Linked DNA regions of Homo sapiens: regions 2 and 3 are each linked to region 1. The links are chromatin loops, found by intact Hi-C in ENCODE. Cell type or tissue: IMR-90. All regions are shown on one strand.

The links. Hi-C counts contacts between places; a loop is a spot of excess contacts. Peaks named below come from ENCODE experiments on the same cell type or tissue, not always from the same donor. Only the 100,000 strongest peaks of a DNase experiment are listed, where the experiment ranks them.
Region 2: a loop joins it to region 1, with 4 times the contacts of the local background. A loop is called at or near these places in 7 of 110 quality-filtered maps.
Region 3: a loop joins it to region 1, with 8 times the contacts of the local background. A loop is called at or near these places in 2 of 110 quality-filtered maps.

What each region holds. Positions count from the first base shown.
Region 1 is chr4:80,180,517-80,188,516 of GRCh38, forward strand. It overlaps PRDM8-AS1 (PRDM8 antisense RNA 1), which reads right to left. Exons shown (of 6, transcript NR_183912.1): 6 at 748-2,908. It also overlaps a transcript of PRDM8 not described here. Among named protein-coding and RNA genes, the nearest start is that of PRDM8-AS1, 13 kb to the right of the region's middle. RefSeq lists silencers at 3,170-3,219, 3,370-3,549, 3,640-3,689, 3,700-3,879, 4,539-4,833. In IMR-90, a CTCF peak has its summit at 3,763 (motif pointing right); a DNase peak (open chromatin) is centred at 3,745; H3K4me3 peaks cover 3,040 bases; H3K27ac peaks cover 2,806 bases.
Region 2 is chr4:79,039,245-79,047,244 of GRCh38, forward strand. All of the region lies in intron 2 of LINC01088 (long intergenic non-protein coding RNA 1088), which reads left to right. Among named protein-coding and RNA genes, the nearest start is that of LINC01088, 71 kb to the left of the region's middle. In IMR-90, a CTCF peak has its summit at 3,028 (motif pointing right); no DNase peak of the experiment used is centred here.
Region 3 is chr4:79,238,529-79,246,528 of GRCh38, forward strand. All of the region lies in intron 4 of LINC01088 (long intergenic non-protein coding RNA 1088), which reads left to right. It also overlaps a transcript of NAA11 not described here. Among named protein-coding and RNA genes, the nearest start is that of NAA11, 84 kb to the right of the region's middle. In IMR-90, no CTCF peak of the experiment used is centred here; no DNase peak of the experiment used is centred here.

The DNA.
Region 1 (8,000 bases):
GGAGGCTCAGCTAGTCTCTCCTTTTCACATTTTTCTGCCTGCTTTATATTTGCTGGCAGCTGATTAGATCGCGCCCATCAGATTAAGGGTGGATCTGCCTTCCCCAGCCCACTGACTCAAATGTTAATTTCTTTTGACAACACCCTCACAGACACACCCAGGATCAATACTTTTTATCCTTCAATCCAATCAAGTTGACACTCAGTATTAACCATCACATACTGTAATAAAATTTATGTAAATATGGTCTTCCTTTCTCCCTCTCTCAGAATATCTTATACCGTACTCACCTATTTTCCAACTGCAGAAAGCAGAACCACAGATACAGGGAGACTACTCATCTCTTAATATGATTCATTTGGGCTGAATTTCTGTTTCCTTTTGGGTCTCTGAGAATTGCCACATTTCAAAACCTTCTATGCGTATCATGATCTCTAAACTTCATGATAACCCTCCAAGGCATCAACATTAACCCATTTTATAAATGGGGAAATATTACTTAGATAAATAAAATACCCAAAGTCACACACCCAATGAGTCGCAGAATGGGAATTCAAATCCCAGTCCTTGTAACATCATTTTCTTTGTTTCACTTAAATTTGTAAGTACATTCTAATTATACTACTAATGCAAATACTAATTTCATCTAAATATAAGATAAATTTTACATTAGCTGTCTTCTGAACACATTAAGACCAAGCCCTTATTTTGAAATATTTGATAAAATTCACAAAGAAACTGCTAAACTCAAGAACAGTATCCCTTTAATCACAATAATGAAAACAGAAAACTTTTATTTAAAACAATGAAAAAACTTGATAAGCTATACTCTTGTTTGATGTTAACATTAACTCTTCTTTGATCTTCGGTTTCTTTGTCAGACACCTTTGATTGCAACCCAACAACCATCCCCAGTCCTTTATCGCTATCTTTTTATACTTTAAAGGCTAATTTTCCCAAACTCTTTTGCATGTATATGTGGCCAGGAGATCCAGGTCTGCCTAATGAAAGTGAAAGTATTCTTTTCATTGATTAAGCAAACAACCACAGCTTTTTGCCCCTGTTCCTTTCTTCATGTTTAAAACGATGGTTTGATGCTTGGAATTACAGCAGCTATATTGTGACCATGAGCCAACATACCCAAGGTTGCTAGATTTAGCAAATAAATATATGTAATGGCCAACTAAAGTTTCAGTTTTAGATAAAATATGAATAAATTTATAGTATATGTCCCAAATATTTTATAACATATACTAAAAAGAGTATAATTGTATAGATAATACACACAAATATATATTATATATATAAACTAAAGAGCTTAAGTTAGAGTCAACTTAAACACCAAGTTCCACAAACTTTCAAAGCCCTGAGTTTTGTTGTTGCTTTATTAAGTTGTGAATGGATAAAAAGAATGTAAAATATGTATATGGCATAAAGAAAAACTACGCTGAACACTTTGTTAATTGCCACCCAGCCTAAGAAAAAGAACAACCTCAAAGGCAACCTCTATCCTGGATTTTGTGTTTAATCTTCCTTTGCCATTTTAATAATTTCCTTGCTTTCCTTTGTTCATCTTTATCCCCTCTGAAAAGCTAATAATGGAAATAAGACCTTTGCCTTTTACGATGCACTGAAGATAGCCTGACAGTCTTCCTCCCCTTAGCCCCCAAATTACTAGTCTATGAGAATTATGCAAAATTTAAAACAGGAAGGTGCTCTTCATCTCGGTCCTCAGAAAAAAACATGACAAAGGTTGACCTTTACAGAGGTAGTTAGGTTGCTAGATAAAAAGAGATACAAGTGACAAACCAAAGAGAGGGGGAAATCCTACACTTAGGGGGTTGAGGTTTTGGTCTTTGTGTGTTTTTAGAGAAGCAACCTCAACTTTCAGGTTTCTGAAAGGGCTCCCCTGCTTTTCCTTCAGCTCAGCCCTAGGCAAGCAGACCCCCTGCCCAAGCCTCCCTCCTGAGATCCTGCATATGCTTTCTTGCTAAATGACTTTTAGCACCGTTATCTCCTCATGGGATACATCTGTTGGGTGCCTCGCATCCTCAGCTCCACTTTCATCTCTTCTATCTCAACACATTGTTTCCTCCACTCCTGATGCCAGGGTGGAAGGAAGCCATCCCGCCCGGCCGCGCTTGGGGATTGGCAGCCAATGAATGATTGGCAGCGGGCATCTCTGTCAGAGCTTTGGCATGCTGCAGAGTAGAAGCCCCGTGCTAATGAATGCCATCTACACCTACCAGATGTGCCACTGGGTGACATGCCAGATCTTTTACATAATGCCATTCTGCCGGACACAAGACAGCTGAGGGGTGGGGAGGTGTGTCTTTTAATGCTTTGGGATGGGAGTAGATCTGGCTTGCCCTCATTTTATTTCTTACTCAGACCACCCGCCACTGCCCATACACCCAATCAGCTCCCTTTACATTGGGCTAAGGCTCAGGGCATCTCGGAGACAGTGGCGAAGCAGCAGAGTTTGAGTTCCCAGGACATATCTCCTGTCCCCTGGCTCTCATCCATGCTCATCATTTCCTTGAGTTCGCTCCCTGCCCGCATCCAGATTCAGGAAAGGGAAATAGTTTTCAAAATTAAAGAAATAAAAGCACTAAATGGGATCTGAAATGAAAGGAAGGAAGGGGAAAAACTACACTTCCCATCCTCCCCCCTCCCCCATCCCTAATATTCTCTTCTTCCCTAGTCTAAACGTGCAAGGATGAGCTTCCTACACCCCATCCCTTTGGCAGCTTCTCCTGTTCTTTCCTCTTCCACCGTCCACAGGAAACTGGAGCGTGTTTATCCCCAAGGGTGATATCCCGTTAGTGCCTGTCCCACGTTCTGGCTGAAGTAGCTGTCTTAAGGTGGAGGCGTCCAGAAATCCGTGCCGTTTGGGGAGCAATGTTTCCTGGAGTGGGATGGACAAGGTGGGAAGAGAGGAAAATGAGCAAACCACTTCTGACGGACAGCGGGTGTGTGAGCGTGTAGGAGTGCTTGGGTTGTCCTCGCCCAGCTCTCCATCCCCGGAGGGAGAATGGCTGGAGGGGGGCTGGTGGTTGCCAGGAGGATCCCCTCTCTTTTGCTAAACCTGCGGGTACCGGGCTGCCCTGTAATCGGCGGGACTTGAGAACGGCAGGCCTCCGCTCCTCCTCCCCAGGGGCCATGACCCTCACACACCTCCCCACACCACCCCTCCCGCGACACACACGCAGTACTTGGGGCGACTGGGCGCCACTCCCACGCCAGAGCCCTGCCCCGCGCCCGCCTGGGGCCGAGCAGCCTGGCCCCTTCTCTTGTACCCCCACCCCCGCCCGCTGCCGAGGCTCCAGATGGCTTCTCCTTGCGCTCGGCTCGCGGCCCCCAGACGCCGCCCGGCAGCAGCCGGCGGTCGCTCCCTCCCTCCCAGCTGCTGCAGCAGAGACCGGGGCCATTTCGCGAGGCGGACGGGCTCCTCGGCAGGCTCCGATTGGGGTGGGAGAGCGGCCGCCGAGGGGCCCGCAGTAGCTGCGCTCCCGGGGAAGGAGCCCCACAGTCCCCAGGTAAGGAAGCCGCGGGGCAGGCGAAGGGCGGGGAAGGAGGAGCCTGAGCGTTCCGGTACCCAACCCTCTCTCTTTCTTGACCTTCCTCCCCTCTGCCCCTTCATCCTGGGCGCGGAGGGCGGAACAGTTTCTGGACCAGAGCACCCGCGAGAAGCAGGGAGCGGCCGCACAGCAGCCAGAAGAGGGCGCCAGCACCCCGGGGCCGGGGCTACAGGGCTGGCTCTGCCCCGGCGTCCCGCCCCCGCCCCGGGGAACGCTGCCTCTGCCGCAAAGATGCCCCCTTCCGCTGGAAAGCGGTAATGCCCACCGCCCACCGCGACCACCCCTTCCCCATTTTTCTCAGTTCTAACTGTACTCCTCTCTCGTTTCCTTTTTGCTTCTCTCTCTCTCTCCCCCCTCCCTCGTCCTCTCTTCCTCTCTCTTTCTCTCTGCGCTTGTTTTCTTACTTCCCCCTCCCTCCCCGCTTGCACCCCGGTACTTTTCCTTTTCTTTTCTGATCACTGGCGGGGGGAGGGTTTGTCGCCCGCCGGAAGGTAGTGTGGAGGGGATGGATGTGTTTCACGCTCAGGTTCTGGCTCTGGCTCCTCTCCATAGGTGCCTCCCTGGGTGCTCGCGAAAGCAGCCCTGAGAATGGCAGCTCTCAGAGGTTGAAGTCATTCTTTTCGGGGGACGGGGCACGGCGACTGTTTGATTGGGGGGTGAGTTATGCACTTGGGGCAGCGCTTCCCTGGAATGCAGAGCTGGGGATTTCCCTTGCTAGACGGATGCTTAAAGTTCAGTGGCTTTGTACTGAGCCCCTTTCTCCCCTCGAAAAGTCATGACAGTCAAAAGTATCTCTCTTTCTCTCTCCCCCGCCCCCCACTTCTCTCCAAAACCCTAAAGACAGCCTCCCCGGACAGTCTTCACCGTTTTTTTTCAGAAGCAGTTGCGCTGGGGGTGGGGAAAGGGAGGGAAGGGACATTGAAAGGCCGCAGTGGCTGGCAACTCCGCGCCCGTCCGATGTCCTCTCTAATCCCCCAGTGTTCTGGCGCGTACCCACAGTGCCCCCAGACCCTCCGCTCGCCCGTGCGCCGAGGTCGTTGGGTTTTAGACCCAGAGAGCACGTTCCGTAAGCTCCCGGCCCAAATCCCCTCGGAAAAATTAATCACAACCACCAGCGGATGCAAAATGTGTGCCTGTGTTGAGTCTGTCTTTTAATCCCGAACGTAATTCTAAAAAGCAGCATCAGACAAGAGCTTTATTAATCCCTTACACGAGCAAATGCGATCTCTGACCTACTAGACTTGTTTTCCTACAATTTCACAAAAAGCCTCGCTAGAGGAATGTGCAAGGACAGAAGGGAAACTGAGGAGACCCGCAACTCATTAGCGAAATAATAGGGTGCACTTCAATAAAAATGCGGTCCTGAAGTGGAGCAGACTCACCGGCAAGGAGCCCGGAAAATCGTCAGGGGCGGCGGCAAAGTGAGTGATGGGGATTGGAGGAAGGGGTAGGATTGGAGGAAGGGCCTCATGCACAGAGTGTGGTTGGGAGCTGGAGTGGGAACCCAGTTCGGTCTCTTCCGAAGGCTTAGGACCCATGTGACTGAATTTAGGGGCTGTCCCCTTGCGAGGGCACTAGGACAACAGGAGGGGCGCACCTGCAATACGGATGAGTTCAGAGTTTGATCCCTTGGGGCCTTTTTCTCGCACTTGAGATTTCACTATCATGTCGTTCAATTAATCATATTTCCCTTCTCCCATTTTATTCAAAACCGTCTTCCAGTTCCCTCATAATCGTAATTTGCGTCATTGCCTTTTATCGTTGATTAATTAGGAAGCCGAAAATGGTAATGGAGGGTCGGGCCAATAAATTAGCTTTAGGAACAGACGGACGGACGTCCGAGGCTGCTGCATGGGTGGGCGCTGTCCACCGAAGCTGGCGGGGGCCACCGTCGCTGCAGCTGGCTTCTCAGGAAGGCGTTAAGGAAAAGGCGCGCGGTACTGGCTGAATGGAGAGATCCACTCTGAAATAAACCCGGTGGCCACAAGGGAAAACTTCTCACTGCACTAGGTGGAGAGACTCCTGTGACGCTTAGCTTTTCCCGTTTGGTATAGAAAAGGAAAGACTGGGTTGTTATAGAAATGGAGAAGAGGAAGGATGGGGTAGGATAAGAGTCAGACTCCTGTTACTTTCAGAGGCCTCCCTACTAGCGGGTAAACAGGTTTAAAGTCTGGGCCTTATTAGGAGCCTTTTTTTTTCCAGAACTGGAATGTTAGATTTACTTTTGCAGCCTTTCCTTCCTCTTTCCACTTACCTACTGGTCTGAAAGAGGGAAGAAAGAAGGGAGGAAATAAGGGAGGAAGGAAGAGAAGGGAGAGAGAGAAGGCAGGGTGGAGAGAGAGAGAGAGAGAGAGAGAGATTGATTGTCAAGATCAGATCAGTTAACTCCCTGGCCAAAGAGGAAAGTTGCTAATGTGGAGTTGCTCCCTGCCCTCAAAGAAGCAGCAGCTCTGGGCGGGTAGGGTCTCCTCTTTTCTCCCTTCATGAAATCGATCACGCCTCCAGAGGGCTGAAGGAGAGCACTTTGCCACTCTTCACAGCTACACCCTGGCCTCTTTAGCTTTCAATTGAAAACCAATTAAAAGTTTCTATAAATCTGTTAGTGCCCCTTTTATCTGGGGACCCCTGATGCATGCGATATTGCCCTTTAGATGCCTCTTCCGTGTTTTGTTTTACAATTGTTGTATCAATATAATGCGGCCTTTCTTCTGCTGTCTCTATAGATACAGATACACAAGGAAAACCAAAGCTATTCAGGCTCCTCATTTGTCCAGCAGCCTAACAGTGGTGCCCTTTCTCTGTGCTGCTTTCCCTGCTTCGGGAGCAGCAGTTATGGTAGAAGCAGATGGCTACTGATTGGGGGAGCTTTGTGGCTCTAATACTGAATACTTTATGGAAAAGGACTTTATCATGCTTCGTTGGGCAGAGGAACAAGGGATGAGATTTATGGCCAGGAAAAATAAATCTTTTTCCAAGTTGTGGCTCCTTCTCACCAATGTCTCCTTTGCCCCCAGGGTAGAACACTGAGGAATTGGTTTTATTTTATTCTCCTTTTTGCTAACAGCACCTTTTAGTCAGGGTAGTGGACTAAGAGCCAGAAGTTTACGAAATACCCCAGGTTGTTGCTGTATCAGCATTCTCTGCCCTGGGGCGGGGGGAAGCAGAAGAATATCATCTTGAATGCTGTTTCAGGCCACGTTTTCTTGAATGTCCTCTTAGTTGATGGGTAAAATATTATTGTCCATTATTTTATTATCTATGAAGAACAGAAAAGAATGCTAAGAGCTCCCATTTGAAGTCAGAGGATGATACTGGTATTGAAGGAGAGGGGGAAATGATGGGGCATTTGGTAATGCAGGTATGCTTCTCTACTTTGAAAGGGTCTGAGCTATGGAGATAATTAGGGGATGTCTGTGAATTTAGGGTTTGGGGCTCCAAATTGAATTTCCAAGGTTTGGGGGATATACAGAGTCCAACCCTATACTGGAGGCCTAATTCACCCCAAGATAGTCCATATCATTTCTCTTTTCTTCTCTTCACCTGAGTTTTACTTGTAACTTCTCTTGAGTCAGGTTTGCTCCGCGTCTGTTGTTGGGTTATGCCCCTTCTCTATATGCAGGGGGATGCAACCTCCTGCTCCTCCTGTCCTCGGAGTCTGTTCTTCTAGAGTAATGTCACCCCCCTTCCTGAGATCTGTAACATAAAGTCACTCAGAAATGCTCCTATAGAGCCCCAAATGCCTACTGGCAACCTGGCACCAAGAGATGGCAGTCAATCCCAGCTCTGGGTCTCCATTCCCATTTCAGACAGACTCTTTGTCTCCCTGATTTTTGAAATGTCATTTTCTGTTCAAGAAACATTTGTTGAGTGTCTTCCATGTTCCAAGTCCCTTTTCTCTGCCTTTTCAATCCTTTTACCTTGTACCTAAACACTAAAGACAAAAGGCCAGGAGGACCCGCATTCAGCTTCCACAAGGGTCACCTAACTTTCTACCACAAGCTACTTCCTTCCAACTCTCCAGTCACTACCACCCCACACACTGACATGCATCTTTGCATCTTGTTTCTCTCCAAAGAGGAAAAAAATTGGGAGGAGAGAGCTGAGATTTTAAAAATTCTATTTACCCAGCATTCCAAAGCAGAAGACACTGAGCTGCTTTAAACTTTGGGCATTTCTTTTGTGCTAGGCTGAATGCTCTTCCAGCCTCATCACACTTAATTCTTATGCTGACCCTTTAAATATGATGTTATTGATGTTAAATATTATAATATCCCTATTTCACAGATCCCCCTGCTTCACAGGAAACAAAAGCATAGAGATACTAACTAACTCAAGCAAGTGGCCTAGCTGGGATCTGAACCCAGGCTTCATAACCACTCTATGAGATAGATGTTGTCTTTACTATTTTACAAATGAAGA
Region 2 (8,000 bases), 1.1 Mb before region 1:
TATTAAACCTGGTAAATACTACACTAAGTTCTTATTAATATACTTATTTTGCTTAATTAAAGAAGTTATGTAGATTATAAAAATATATCTCTCTTTCAAGCTATTCCTCATATTCTCAAGACTTTTATTGGCAAAATCTATTGAAGCATAAACACAGTTTCTCACATAGTTATACTCCTCTCGCTATCCAGTTGAGTGCTATGTGCGCTGTAGAGGTTTAGTAATTATTTGGTGTTTTTGGCAAGCTTATCTTTTGTACATTCTTCTTGATTCCTAAACCTTTTAGAACACCCCCAACTTGAGCTTTCAGTGCAGCAATAACGTGGATATCTCTCTGCATCTCCATGTAGCTGCAGTTTTACATTGAACATAATTTCAATGTCAGTAGACTGCATGGTCTGCTATGTCAGAAAGAGGCAAGACATAGTGAGCTTTCCTAATACCTAAAATGCTCCTGTGGTGGTAGTGGGGACCAAAATCCAATGGGATTAAGAAAGATGGGTATTAAGCAGACTGCTTATATTGATATTGGAGAGAGTCAGGTCAAGTTTCGACCTTTTCATGTGTATTACCTAGTTTGGCAATGGCCTCCCCTACTCACCCAAAACCTGAGCAGATATCCTGGGCATAATCCAGTGCTCACCCCTATTTCCACACATGCTTTTAGTAACAGGATCCTATCCCATTCCTCTAAATCTTAAATTGTTCTCCCATTCATCCCTGTCTCGTCATTCCCATTGCTATTTCAGTCTTTATAACTTTGGTCCCACAATGTTTCTCTCTCTCTCTCTCTCTTTTTATGAATGAGCATTTCCCCACATTATTAAATTTCCTTCAAAATATGATTTTTATGCTCAACATCACTAATCATTAGAGAAATGCAAATCAAAACCACAATGAGATGCCATCTCACACCAGTCAGAGTGGCTATTATTAAAAGTCAAAAAACAACAGATTCTGGCAAGGTTGCTGAGAACAATGTATGCTTATATACTGTTGGTAGGAATGTAAATTAGCTCAGCCATTGTGGAAAGCAGTTTAGTGATTTCTCAAAGAACTCAAAACAGAATTACCATTTGACACAGTAATCCCATTGCTGAATATATACCCAAAGGAATATAAATTGTTCTGCCATGGAAACACATGCATGCATATGTTCATTACAGCATTATTCACAATAGTAAAAACATAGAATTAACCTAAATGCCCATCAATGGTAGACTGGATAAAGAAAATGTGTTATATACACACCATGGAATACTGTGCAGCCATAAAAAAGAATGAGAACATGTCTTTTGCAGCAACATGGATGGAGCTGGGGGCCATTATCCTAAGCAAACTAACACAAGAACAGAAAACAAAATACTGCATGTTCCCACTTATAAGTGGGAGCTAAACATTGAGTACATATGGACACAAAGAACAGACACCGGGGCCTGCTTAAGGTTGGAGAGAGTGAGGAGTGTGAGGATTGAAAAACTACCTATTTGGTACTATGCTTATTACCTGGGTGCCAAAATAATCTGTACACCCAGCTCCCATGACACACAATTTACCTATATAATATACCTGCATGTGCATCCCCAAACCTAAATAAAAGTTCAGACAAACATGATTTTTATGTTTTTGTGTTACTTTATCATATGGTTGTGTCCGATTTAAAAATCCCTCTATTTTGGCCAGGCGCAGTGGCTCACGCCTGTAATCCCAGCATTTTGGGAGGCCGAGGTGGGTGGATCACCTGAGGTTAGGAGTTCGAGACCAGCTTGGCCAAATGGCAAAACCCTGTCTCTACTAAAAATACAAAAATTAGCTGGGTGTGGTAGGGGGCGCCTGTAATCCCAGCTACTCACGAGGCTGAGGTAGGAGAATCGCTTGAACCCGGGAGGCAGAGGTTGCAGTGAGCTGAGATCTCACCACTGCACTCCAGCCTGGGCAACAGAGTGAGACTCTGTCTCAAAAAAAAAAAAAAAGAGTACCTCTATTTTTACTTAGATTATTTCCCCTCTTGGGCTCTTATAAATAATATTTCTGTACACATTTATATTTAAAAACATCTCTGGTCATTTCCTTAGGCTAAATTTCTAGAAATACAAATTCAGGGGCATAAGATCATATTTTTTAAAATAATGAAATACTTATTCTCCCATCAAAAGTATGATAGCATCTGTCTCACTAGAGTCTTGATTATTATTATCTAAAACAATCTTGTTAATTCAGTAGATAAAAATTTTATGTTATTTTAATCAATGTTTTTGAATGCTAGTGAGATAGAACATTTTTTGCATGTGTGTGTGATTTGCATCTCTAATTTTTGTAGTTTGTGATGTTTTGAATAGACATTTTAAATTTTAATGTAGTAAAATCTATTTTTTCTCATTTTCTACTGGTTTTATATTGATAAAACAGTTACATAAGTTAAATATTTATCTTTATTTTCTTCCTATTTTATAGTATTTAAAAAACCCAAAATATTTAACTCTTTATCTAAAATACATTTTGGTGCACCTTGTAAAATGAGCATTCAAAATTAAATTGGATAAATTTAATTTTTTCAAATAGGTAATAGTTTTCCAATTGTTAATTTTTACACAGGTTCTTGACTAGTTTCAAATACTGAGGTTTTAAATTTCATTTTTATATTTGATAGACTGAGTGCTCCTTCATTAATTTTTTTTCCAAAATATCTTTGTGTGTGTGTTGATTTTTCATCCAGAGAAATTTTAGAATAATGTTATCTACCTTCTTCCAAAATGTTACATTGGAAAAAATCGACATATTTAAGTATTTTGTGTTTCTTCATTTAGTCAGATCTTATTTTACATTTTTTTCAGTAGTCTATTTTTAGTCAGATAAGTTCCATACATATTTTTGTCATGGTTATTCATAGGCATTTTGTATAGATTGCTACTCTGAATAAGATATTTTATTCTACTGTATTTTCTAGCTCAATTTACTGGGATACATCTTTAAAATAGTTTTTCATAGTCATTTTTAATAGTTCCCACTGTTAATTTCAGCACCAGAGGGAGCTGTAGGGTAGTGGAAAAAGCCCTCATCATTGAGAAGGCCTGAATCTGAGTCCAGGCTCTGCAAATTATTTCCCATGTAGCCTTGGCCAAATTATCTATGAAATGGGAGAATTCTTCCTGCCTCTCACAGGGTGTTGGGAAAATCCACTCAGAAGAGTAGGCACTCTTATTATACAATGTGGGCAGCTGATTAATTTACCTAGGTGTGAGGCAGAACTTAACAGGCAGTAGTTTTTATCTGGAGATGGGGAAAAAGAAAAAGCATTAGTAGCATTTCCAGGATTTGATATTAAAGTCAATATCAGCTTCTCATTTTATGCATTATAAATATCACCTGAAATTGGATGACAGATCATTAGAATGGTATTGCGGGACAAACAGTGACTGGGAAGCCAGGGAACATGAGTCCTGGTCCCCACGGTGCCACTCTGTTGGGTGATCCTGCACCATTCAGTCTTTTGGGACCTCAGTTTGCTAATATGTAAAATAAAAATTCAAATGTAAGTCAAGACGCATAAACTAATTCAAGATTGTTTCCACAAATAAAATTAGTGTACTCAGTGGAATACATGACTTATTCTGGACATGCTTTATGATTTTCTGGATTGGTTTCCAGTGTCCTGGTGTAGACTTATGATACCTGATTTGGATGGGTTTCTTGCACTGCCTAAAGTTATCGTAATTGACAGGTTAACAAACGTGAATCTTTCAGGATTTTTTTTTAAAAAATAAATAAAACGATGGTGAAAGCACTACAGTTTTTCTATTTCAAATATATACATGTATTTAAAAATTCTCAAGCTATTATGTCTTTTAGACTATGAAAGCATCAGCAGACCCTTAACTAGAGCTTTGTGAGGGGCAGCGCTGCAATCCAATGAATAATATCTATGAATCCAGGATCACGTTGGATATTATCACTCATTACCATTGTGAGAAAAGGATGATTAAACTAATAGTTACTCGGAGACACTTCTGATGACAGGAGGCTATGATGAAAATAAACTGGCTTCAATATACATTTAGAACCGGTAATAATGGGATGTGGCAGGAAGCCAATAAATGAACATGGCCCTCCGCTCTGATCAATGAATTACTTTCCCTTCTCTTTCCCTGCTCTTGAGGGCAGCACAGGAACCTTAATGAAAAATCAATAACCCTCTGTAATTCAGAAATGGAATCAATCGTTTGACCTGACTTTTTCTTTTTCCTTGCTAAGAGAATGCTTAGCTCAAGATAGAATTCAGTTGTAAAGAGCTGTTCTTCAAAAAGCCTACAGAAGACACCTGATATCAGTCCACAACAATTTATACCTGCGATGGGTAGGACTTTTCTTCCTTGCCATCTTAAGGAGTAATGAGTCTTACGTTTATTTTCCCCCACAGTTCTTCCTCATAATCCCTATCTTAAAAATTATATGCAACCATTAGTTGTTTTGTTTTTTTAATGGTTCTTGTGGCAGTTACTGCTATCAGTGCTGCAGATGCTTTAAAACATAGGTTGATAGCTGTGGATGCTGTCTTTAAACCCATCTGGGATCAAATGGGAATCAATTTTTCCACAGATCTCTCTGCATACTTCCTCTAGCATCTGTTAACTATTAAATTTGTGCTCAAAACAAGCCAGGGCCCACGTGCCCTTGACCTAAAGGCAATTAGGACAGGCTGAAAGGTAATTAGGATGTAGGTTTAAAAATAGTGTTTTCAGGTTTTTATTGAAAATCTCTTATGACATAGGACGAGTTCTCAGGGCCCCTACTATATCACATGCTGTGGTGTACTGGTGAATCTTCGGCATCTGGCTTTCTTAGTGGGTGTGGCCCTAATTTGCAGGTTTTGCTGATTTCCATGGTGCTAATAGTACCACTATGGCTGATTTCAAACCACTATTGTGACTGTCACTGAACATGGAGTTGGGAGGAGACAACACAATGTACTCAGCTTGTGAGCTGGCCCTAGTATACCACAGTTGGCCATTTGGCACCTTTGCACAAATTAGAAAACAAACTCCCTTCTGTGTGGACACCACATGACTTGATGAGTGGTATGGGGGAATAGATTTTAATCCCCACTTTGCCTCCTGGCCAAGCGTTATTGTGCAGTATTTTAATCTGCAGAAGCACATGTGAACTCTGGGAGTAACTTGGGGCCCATAAATCCTTAAGGGCTCATGGATGGACTTCAGAGAATCTGCAACTTCCTGTACAGTCAGCTGTGTGTGTATGTGTGTATGTGTGTGCATGAGCCTTTATCTGGGGAGAGGATTAATGACTTTTAACAGATTTTCAAAAGGATCCCTAATTTAAAAATTTAAATCCTTGAAAATTCTGGTTACGTTGGTAGAAATCTGGGGACTTTGAGACTACATTTAAATGCAATTCAAGGGATATAAAGCCACAAGACCTAGTAAGAGTCTTGATTTTGCAGCTTTCTAGGAAAAAAGGGCACAATTTTGAAATTGGAGGCAAAAATGAAATTTTGATAAGCCTGGGCATTTTTGAATACCTCATAGATACATGCATGTTTACATTCCGTATAATGATGCAGTCAGAAGGCAACAGGATTTAGTATTCTTGCCTTCACTATATGCTAATCCCAGCAACATGCATTAAGAAAATAGGGAATTATTCATCCCTTTTTGTCCTTTATAATGCAGAGCACTTCAAAAATTTCCAACTCCTTTTCTGTCTTTTTCCCAGGGCTAGGCTTACACCCAATTTATGGTCATCTTGCTCATGCTCATCCTGCACAATTTCTAGCATTTGGAGAATGTTTCTCATGGTAGCATCTAATGCCTGTGGCTGCTGAGAGAAAGCAGCGATGAGGGGAAGACACTGACCTCTGTTTGGGTGAGTATTTTAGTGTAAACCAGAGAGTTACCATCTAAGAGTATCACGTAGCTATATAGGCTTAAAACATTCATTTCTGGAGCGTTTTATATCATATTTTTCATTTAATCACCCAATGTCAAGTCTAATAACGTAGGTCTCTTTATCACCATTTTGTGGAGATTTAGAAACCGAGATTCAGAGGCATGAGAACATGTGCAAGGGAATCAAAAATTAGAAACTTAGTCAGGCCCCAAACCCAGCTCTTCTGAAATCTCGTCCAAGGCTCCTTCCAGTACTCCCACTGTCGCACTGTTGTGGTGCCCCTGCTTGTTCCAGTGGTTGAAGGTTCAAGCAAGCATGAGTGCCAGCCCAATCACGGGTACACTGAGGGTAAACCTCAGGACTGCTGTCTGGAGTGTAGTTATTTTAATATTTCTAATGACAATTCTGAAGGCAACAAGGGCTTTGGAGCCCAACAAACCTGTGGTGGAATCCTGACTCTGCCATTTCCTGGTTCTGTAACCTCTGTCAGTCTCAATTTTATTTTCTGTAAAATGGGGGTAACAGCACTTCCTTCAGGATTTTGTGAATATTAATGTACATAAAGCACTTATACCATGCCTGAAAGGTCCACAGTAAGTATTCCCTAAATGATAACTATATTAATTCTTAGTACTATACTCAACATTCTGATATATTTACCACAGTGAAAACCAACACTACTTCATCTAGAAGTTGAAGGTCATAATTTATTGGAAGACTTTATTTGAAAACACCTGCACCAATATAAATGTAAAAGGTTCCAAATAGGGTCACATGGATAAAGTCTTTGTTTCTACTCTTTAAAACACCCGACGCAGCTACCCCAAAGGAGCCTAATGTAACAAAGAAAAAAGAAAATAATTAAAACAAACCCTCTGCTCCTTCAAACCTCAGCACTCTCAGGCATCTGTGCTAAAGCTTCTAATGGTCTTGATTTCCTGGTCTGCCTAAGTCCAAAAAACAATGACTGATGTTTCTGTTATTTGTGTGGTCTGCTTCTCTGAGTTTACACTGAATGATGTGTTGTTCCCCGCTATTTCTGTTCCCAGTCAGCATTACTGCTGAGTTTCAATTACTTTATCTCATCACAAACACTCTGCCACTACTGTCAGCGTTAGTCTATTCTTCCCATCGTGTATATATTTTTTTTTCCCATGGATGTGTGGAAGATTTCTCTTCTGGTGGACAGATCCCTTCTGCTTCTGTGCCTGCTGCTTCTGCTGTGTGGTCTGTTTGATGAATGTCTGGACTGCTGGCAAGAAGGCAGGCTGCACTCCTTGGCATGAAGCTGAGCGCACTCACTGTGGCAAAGTGACCATGCATTACCACACTTGCATTTTAGGTTTCCAGGTATCTTATTCCTTGACATCTTCTTAACTCCAAGCAGAGAGGAGTATTGATTGAAATGTTTAGGATTCTGGGGCAGATGGATACATTCATGAAAGGGAGGCCCTGAGAGCTGGCACAGACAGACCAAAAATGCAGTCATTTCTCCTCTACCTAGCTCCTCTCATAGTGGGTTCAGTTGGCATCAAACACCCCTCTTTCCTCCTTTTCTCCAAAAAGACCTGTTCTGGTTTTCAGAAAGACTTGCTTTCATTCCTCAAGAACATTTTTCAAATTTCCCCATTGTGTTACAGAGGCAGTATCCCTCCCTCCCTCCCTCCCTCCCTCCCTCCCTCCCTCCCTTCCTTCCTTCCTTCCTTCTTTCCTCTTTTTCCTTCCTTGATTCCTTTCCTTCCTCCTACCCTCCCTCCTTTTCTCCTTTCATTCCTTCATTCGTTCTTTCTTTGTATTATCTTTATCTGTAACTTTTAGTTCAAAAGCATGGACTTTGGAACCAGACAACCTGAACTGAATTCCAACAACCCCACCTAACAGCTGTATATCATATGGCAGGTTATTTACCCTCTCTGTGTCTCAGTTTACTGATCTGTAAAATTTGGGTAATAATAGGGTTAATTCTTAGGGTATTCTTATGATTCAGTGAGTTAATATATGTGTAATTATTGCATAGTGAGTTGTGTTGGCTATTATTCACTCATTTATACACTTACTTATTTTATAATCCACACCCATATCACATTGACTGAAGA
Region 3 (8,000 bases), 940 kb before region 1:
ATATGTATGATATATATTAGCCCAGATTACCTAGAACACAGAGCTTCAGACAAAGCATATATGTTAATAATGCTTTCTTGGGGAGTACAATCTCAGGGTAATAAAAGTGAAGGAAGAAGGGAAGTGAGATAGGGAAAAAGGAACACAAATAAAAAATCATTTCTCAACTAGTTAAGTACAGGTTCACACACCAAAAAATGGCAGTTGTTCAGTCATAAGAGATGTCTCCTGAGATCATCTCTAGAATCTCTGTGCCTTGGAATAATCAGCAGCAGGAGGAAATGAATAGATTTATTTGCCAGTATATACTTGCCTCTTGTAGTTCTCTTGGTCAAGGTTTATGCCATAGACACTAATGTCACTGCAATTCTGAGTTATATTACCTGGCCACTTGGAATTCTATTGGGAAATCCAGGTCATACTTCCCATAGTATGGTATTGTTGAGTTGGACAGGAGCTGGTAAATTTGCTGTGATTTCTTCCATGGCAGGAGCCATAGACTTATGTTTAAGTCTAGATATCACTCTGAGAAAGATTGAGAGAGTGATAAATATTAAGTGAAAGGTGACAATGACAGCTGGTAGGATTCCATTGAGCGAGTTGGCAAGGCTTGGGAGTCAGCTAGTACTAAATGAATCTAGGGAGTCTTGTAGCTGGATTCAGTATGAAGTGTCATTCACTTATAGAATTCAATTTGCATGAACCATTAACATTATATGAACATAACTGTTTTGGTTGTCTACTATGCCTTAAGCGAGAGATAGCCAGAAATAAAGATATACATTAATTTATGTGCAGTTGTTAATAGTTTAGCTGGATGATCAGGGTCTTGGAAGGAAGAGAATTGGGAGATTGGTGACAAGGAAGTCTGAGAATAAGTATGTGAATGGGGCTGGGCACAGAGGCTCACACCTGTAATCCTAGCACTTTGGGAGGCTGAAGCATGTGGATCACTCGAGGCTAAGAATTCAAGACCAGCCGGCCAACGTGGCAAAAGCCCATCCTACTAAAGAAAAATACTAAAATTAGCCAGGTATGGTGGTGTGTGCCTGTCCCAGCTACTCAGGAAGCTAAGGGATGAGAATCGCTTGAACCCGGAAGGCGGAGGTTGCAGTGAGCCAAGATAGTGCCACTACACTCCAGCCTGGGTGACAGAGCAAGACTCTGTCTCGGAAAAAAAAAATGTTTGTGAATGGACCTCTTATAATGGACACAAACTGTGAAGATATTTGTTTTCTATATTAATGCCCACCAAGGGATGTCTATTTTAATAGTCAGGAGGATAAGATGACATGTTCTCTAGTGGTCAGTCATCTAGATTTCCCCAGCTAGCCCACTGCTTGTACAATGAGCCTATGAGCAAAGTGGCCATGATGTCAGTGATGGAGGTGTGCATGGGCTCAACATCATGGTGTGCACTTACCAAGGGTGACCTGGCTGCACTACTGCTGAGTGCCTAATCTGCTAACAACTCCTGAGAGTACCAGGAAATGGTGTCAGATTAATTACATTGGATGTCTTCCATCATAAAGGGGGAAGGTATTTGTCTCTTGGAATAGACATATTTTTGATACAGATTTACCTTTCCCACCTTTAATGCTTCTGCCAGCATTGAACTCACAGAATAATTTATCCTTTTTATGGCATTCCATGTATAATTGTGTGTGATCAAGGAACTCATTTCAAAGCAAAAGAAATGTAGCAATGGGCTCATACTGATGGAATTAACTAACCTTACCACATCCCCCATCACTCAGAAGTGGCTGGACCAATTTAAAGATGGAATGGCTTACTAAAGCAGTCAGGTATAGTGTCAGTTGAGAGATAATACAGAAATGAGGTTCCATTTTACAGGATGTACTTAGTATATGCTTTGTGTTAGAGATCATTATATGAGGATGCCTTTTCTATAGCCAGAATACAAGGGTCTGGAAATCAAAGGGTAGGATTGGCAATGTTCTTCTCAAAATATCACATAATACCCTACTCACAGAATTTTTGCTTCCTGTCCTGCAACTTTGCATTTCGGTTGTTTATGGATGCTGGTCACTAAAGGGAATGAGGCATGGAAGATACTTCCATCAGTGGAAACAATAATGATTCCATTGAATGGGGAGATGAGACTGCCAACTAGTCATTTTGGGCTTCTTATGCCACTGAAAAAACATATCAAAAGAAAAAGAAGTTACTTTTTCTGGTTGGAATGATCAATTCCAATAATCAAGGAGAAACTGGGCTGCTGTTACACAATGGAGGTAAGGAGGACCATGTTTGAAATATGGTAGATTCTCTGTGGTGTCTCCTAATATATTCATGCTCAATGGCAAAAGTCAGCAGAGAAGTATAGCAACTAAAAAACAACAACAAAAAAAGGCAGGGTAACTGAGGACTCAGACACTTCGGGAATGAACATTTGGGTTATTCCACCAGGTAAAGAATCGTCAACCAGCTGAGATTCTGGCTAAGGGCAAAGCAAATACGATATGGCTAGTGGAGAAAGGAAGTCTTAGATATCAACTAAAGTAGACCCTTGAATAACATAGGTTTGAACTGTGTGGGTCCACTTGTACATAGATTTTCTTCTGCCACTGCCACCCCTGAGACAGCAAGACCAACCCCTCCTATTCCTCCTCCTCAGCCTACTCAACATGAAGATGATAAGGATGAAGACTTCATGATTCACTTTCGCTTAAATATATTTTCTCTTTCTTATGATTTTCTTATTAACATTTTATTTTCTCTAGCTTACTTTATTGTGAGAATGCAGTATATAATACATATAACATACAAAATATACGTTACATAACTGTTAATGTTATTGGTAAGCATTCCAGTCAACAGAAGGCTATTAGTAGCTAAGTTTTGGGGAAGTTAAAGGTTAGAGTCGATTTTTGATTGCATGGTGGAGGGTTGGCACCTCTAACCTCTTTGTTGTTCAAAGGTCAACTGTACAAGTGCAGAAACAAGGACCATAGTAATTTTGCATATATGCTTTTTGTTTCTAATATTTGCATATATTAACTTTCTTTTTGCTTTCTTCTTTCCATTTACTTTTATATACTAGTCGGTGGAGATTAACTTTATAACTTAGTCTGTAAGTGACAGCATATTCAGTAGAGCTATGGAGGAACTTGAGGAATAACTAGTATAGTAGGCAGTAGATACAATGACTGCTGGGACTATGTCTCTCCTCATTTTGGGGAAAGGGTAAGAACTGCATCACTTGTAAGTAAAATAGTTGAATCTTGTTAGATGGAAATTTAGGGTTATTTTAATGTGGTATGGAAGCTCAAATGTGTTAGAAAGGTGCATATGGAAACTGAGTAGCCAAAGAGGTAGTCTGGACCTTTCAGGTCCAAATCCACCTATCACTACATGCTTTTCAATAATGGAGATGGAACCTATAAGCATTTATCCTTTGTAGTTGGCATGATGTTAAACATTGTCAATAGAGGGCACTGGAGGAACAGTGAGGAAGAAGGGGCTTTTCTCTGCTATTCCAATGTGTTTCTTGATGCTGCTTCTTGCTCCTCATGCTTGTTTGCCAGTGACACACGTGAGAGGCATCTAGTAGTACTCATCCCCTTCGAGTTTAAGTGGTAATTCTGTGGATGGCTTCCTGTCAAGTTCCATTCATACCGCCATGAATGCATTCCTAGAGAGTCTTGTAAGCACTACAGCAGTCAGCTCCATAGCTGTGGCCCACCTGCACCTTGGAGGGGGATATCCTTCTTGTTAGTTTCAGCTAGTTCCAGCTCTAGTTCCCTGCCTACCAGTTTCAGTCCACCTGCACTTTGGAAGTGCATTTCTGGCTTGCCAGGTCTAGCTGCAATTGTGTCTGCCTGCTTCAACTCACTTGTACTATGGAGGGGCATTTCTTGATTACCCAGCAATTGTGAATTAGTCTGGCCTGGGGAAACCCAGTGAACTTCTCTGCCACCCAAAGGGTACCAACAATGTCTTTTCCAATGAAGTCTGAACCCCAGACTTAGAGAAAGGAACTTCCAAATGTATTTCTTCATTGGACATTCTTCCTCTGCCCTGGTCCTCCTTAGTCCTCTATAGTTAATTCTGTTCATAATCTTTATATTAAAATTCCCTGTTCAAATTACTGTGTTTTCTGTCTCATTCCATCTTAATACACTACTTATCTATGAGATTTGGAAAAAAGGATTGTATGAACAAGAGAAGATATTTTATCCCAAATATTTTAGGGATTTTATTATCCACTTTGGGGTTCAGTTGTTAGTCTGGAATAGAAAACATCAGGAATGCAGTAGACCTATTGGCTATATGGTAGTTACAGCATTCATATCACAGCCATCAGGCTGGTTTATGTCTAACCTGTGCAATGCTTTTCAGGAAGGAGAGGAGCTTAGGGTTCCCTTGAGCTACTTCTCATTAGAGATAAGAATTAGGCTTTGGATAGTTTAAGGAAGCCCACTGCTTACTGGACATAGTCAAGAATGGGATCTCCTCTAGTCATGAACTAACCCTGGAGGTTAAATGCTTCTTTCGGTTACCCAAGTGATTTTCCGGAGTTGGGTCAAGTTTGAAATTTCTGGGTAGTGGTCTGAGATTGATGAAAGGCTTCCTCAGATGCATACATGGTAGAGAGAAAACCTTAGAGCACAACCCATCAAGAAAGATGTCCCCAGGTTTTGAAGACCTCAGGACCCTTTCACTGACTTTCATAACATGTTCTCAATTGGAAAAGGGCCAACTGGACGGTTATTTGTATCCTGCACAGCTGCAAATAATATTTTAAAAAATGAAGATGAGGAAGGGTGCTCCCTTTCCTCAATTATCTTGAAAAGATCTTGACAAAATTGTCATATGGGATTCATGTCCATCCCCCACATATGCGCTTACACCAATAATGCTTGAAAGATAGAGGATTAGGAAGTAATTGAATCTTTCAAATTATCTCGTTCATTTTTTGAACTTGCATGTTCTCTACCCCTTCCCTCACCACTAAACCATAAACTCCATGAGAGCAATCTCTTTTGTGTCTTAATCACCACTGCATTTATTGTATGTTTACTGTCTTTTAAATAAAACAAGTTTACTGATGTGTTAGCAGTTGAAGAGATTCAAGGTACCTCCAGTTACCAGTGGCAAATCCATATGTGTCTGCAGCAACTTCAATTCTTGCCTCCTCAGAAGAAAGAATTCAACTGAGGGGCATAAAACAGAAAAAGAGATCGAAGCAAGTTTCAGAGCAGGAGTGGAAGTTTATTTAAAAGGCCTTAGAACAGGAAAGAAAGGAAAGTTAACTTGGAAGAGATACAAGAGGGTACATGAATATCAAAGAGGAAATAAAAAGGGCCTTTAACCTCGATCCTGGGACTTTATGGGCTGGCCTCTTTCCCATGATTCTTCCCTTAGGGTGGGCTTTCCGCATGTGCAGGGTTCTCCTTACCCTTGGGAATTGAGCATGCGCAGTGTGTTTAGAGAGTTATAGGCATGCCCAACTGAGGCTTTCTTCCTTTTTCCAATGGAGTGTACACGGAAGATCATACTATGCCATTTTTGTATCTTAAGGTGCATGACCAGGAAGTTACTTCTCCCTGGGGTCAGCCTTTAATTAACACTTCAATGTTAACAGGGGTGGACCATCAGGAACTGGCCTCTCCCTGGCTCTGGCTGCCAAGTTATCGCTTTTAGAGAGGCATTGCGATAATTGCCAAACCATCACCTGACTTTTCTAGTGGGTGGGGCAGGGAGAGCCCTCTCCTGCCCTGCTCATGCCTAACTGCCTGTAACAGTCCCACCAGTCCGCTTCATTGGGCTACTTCCAGTAATACTAAGCCATAGGCATCAGTATGTCTGTTAACTGAATGAAAGATACATTGCCCAATTTTTCATTTAGTACTTTGCCTATTGTCTTTTTCACTTAGTATTTATTTGTTATCTGATTCTTGGTAAAACAGTATTTGGGAAACTGAAATTGGAGTAAATGTTAATGTTCCCATCACTATGTTTCCAAGATAAAATTTTTAAAATTAACTAGTTTACTACTAAGTAAACTAAAATGTAAGCATTTTATTATAGCTCTTGAAAATAAGAATTTGAGTCTCACTCTCCCTCTCCCCCTCCCCCTCCCCCTCCCCGTCTCCGTCTCCCGCTTTCCACGGTCTCCCTCTGTTGCCGAGGCAGGACTGTACTGCCGCAATCTCGGCTCACTGCAGCCTCCCTGCCTGATTCTCCTGCCTCAGCCTGCCGAGTGCCTGGGATTGCAGGCGCCCACCGCCACGCCTGACTGGTTTTTGTATTTTTTGGTGGAGACGGGGTTTCGCGGTGTTGGCTGGGCTGGTCTCAGCTCCTGACCTCGAGTGATCTGCCCGCCTCGGCCTCCCGAGGTGCCGGGATTGCAGACGGGAGTCTCGCTTACTCAGTGCTCAATGTTGCCCAGGTTGGAGTGCAGTGGCGTGATCTCGGCTCGCTAAAACCTCCACCTCCCAGCCACCTGCCCTGGCCTCCCAAAGTGCTGAGATTGCAGCCTCTGCCCGGCTGCCACCCCGTCTAGGAAGTGAGGAGCATCTCTGCCTGGCCGCCTATTGTCTGGGATGTGAGGAGCCCCTCTGCCCGGTGCCCAGTCTGGGAAGTGAGGAGCGCCTCTTCCCGGCCGCCATCCCGTCTAGGAAGTGAGGAACATCTCTGCCTGGCCGCCCATCATCTGGGATGCGAGGAGCCCCTCTGCCTGGCTGCCCAGTCTGGGAAGTGAGGAGCGCCTCTTCCCGGGCCATCATCCCGTCTAGGAAGTGAGGAACGTCTCTGCCTGGCCACCCATCATCTGGGATGTGGGGAGCGCCTCTGCCCGGCCGCCCTGTCTGGGAGATGAGGAGCATCTCTACCCAGCCACCACCCAGTCTGGGAAGTGAGGAGCGCCTCTGCCCGGCCGCCACCCCGTCTGGGAGGTGAGGAGCGTCTCTACCCGGCCGCCACCCCATCTGGGAGGTGAGGAGCGTCTCTACCTGGCCGCCACCCCGTCTGGGAGGTGAGGAGCGTCTCTACCCGGCCGCCACCCCATCTGGGAGGTGAGGAGCGTCTCTATCTGGCCGCCACCCCGTCTGGGAACTGAGGAGCACCTCTGCCCGGCCACCCTGTCTGGGAAGTGGGGAGCCCCTCCGCCCAGCAGCCACCCCGTCTGGGAAGTGAGGAGTGTCTCTGCCTGTTCGCCCCCTCTGGGAGGTTGGGGGCGCCCCCGCCCGGCAGCCACCCCCTCTGGGAGGTAGGGGGGCGCCTCCGCCCAGCCGCCCGTCTGGGGGGTGAGGGGCCCCTCTGCCCGGCCGCCACGTCTGGGAAGTGAGGAGCCCCTCTGCCCGGCGGCCACCCCTTCTGGGAGGTGTACCCAACAGCTCATTGAGAACGGGCCATGATGACGATGGCGGTTTTGTCGAATAGAAAAGGGGGAAATGTGGGGAAAAGAGAGATCAGATTGTTACTGTGTCTGTGTAGAAAGAAGTAGACATAGGAGACTCCATTTTGTTCTGTACTAAGAAAAATTCTTCTGCCTTGGGATGCTGTTAATCTGTAACCTTACCCCCAACCCCGTGCTCTCTGCAACTGTGCTGTGTCAACTCAGGGTTAAATGGATTAAGGGCAGTGCAAGATGTGCTTTGTTAAACAGATGCTTGAAGGCAGCATGCTGGTTAAGAGTCATCACCACTCCCTAATCTCAAGTACCCAGGGACACAAACACTGCGGAAGGCTGCAGGGTCCTCTGCCTAGGAAAACCAGAGAACTTTGTTCACATGTTTATCTGCTGACCTTCTCTCCACTATTGTCCTATGACCCTGCCAAATCCCTCTCTCCGAGAAACACCCAAGAATAATCAATAAATACTAAAAAAAAAAAAAAAAAAAAAAGAAAAAATAAGAATTTGAGCAGTTTTAAAACTTAGAAATACTCCAAATATTAATTTAAAGAATCCTTTAAAATGCAATTAAGTATTTAAGCTAAATGGATATGTAAAAAGAAAAATTTAGTGGTATCTT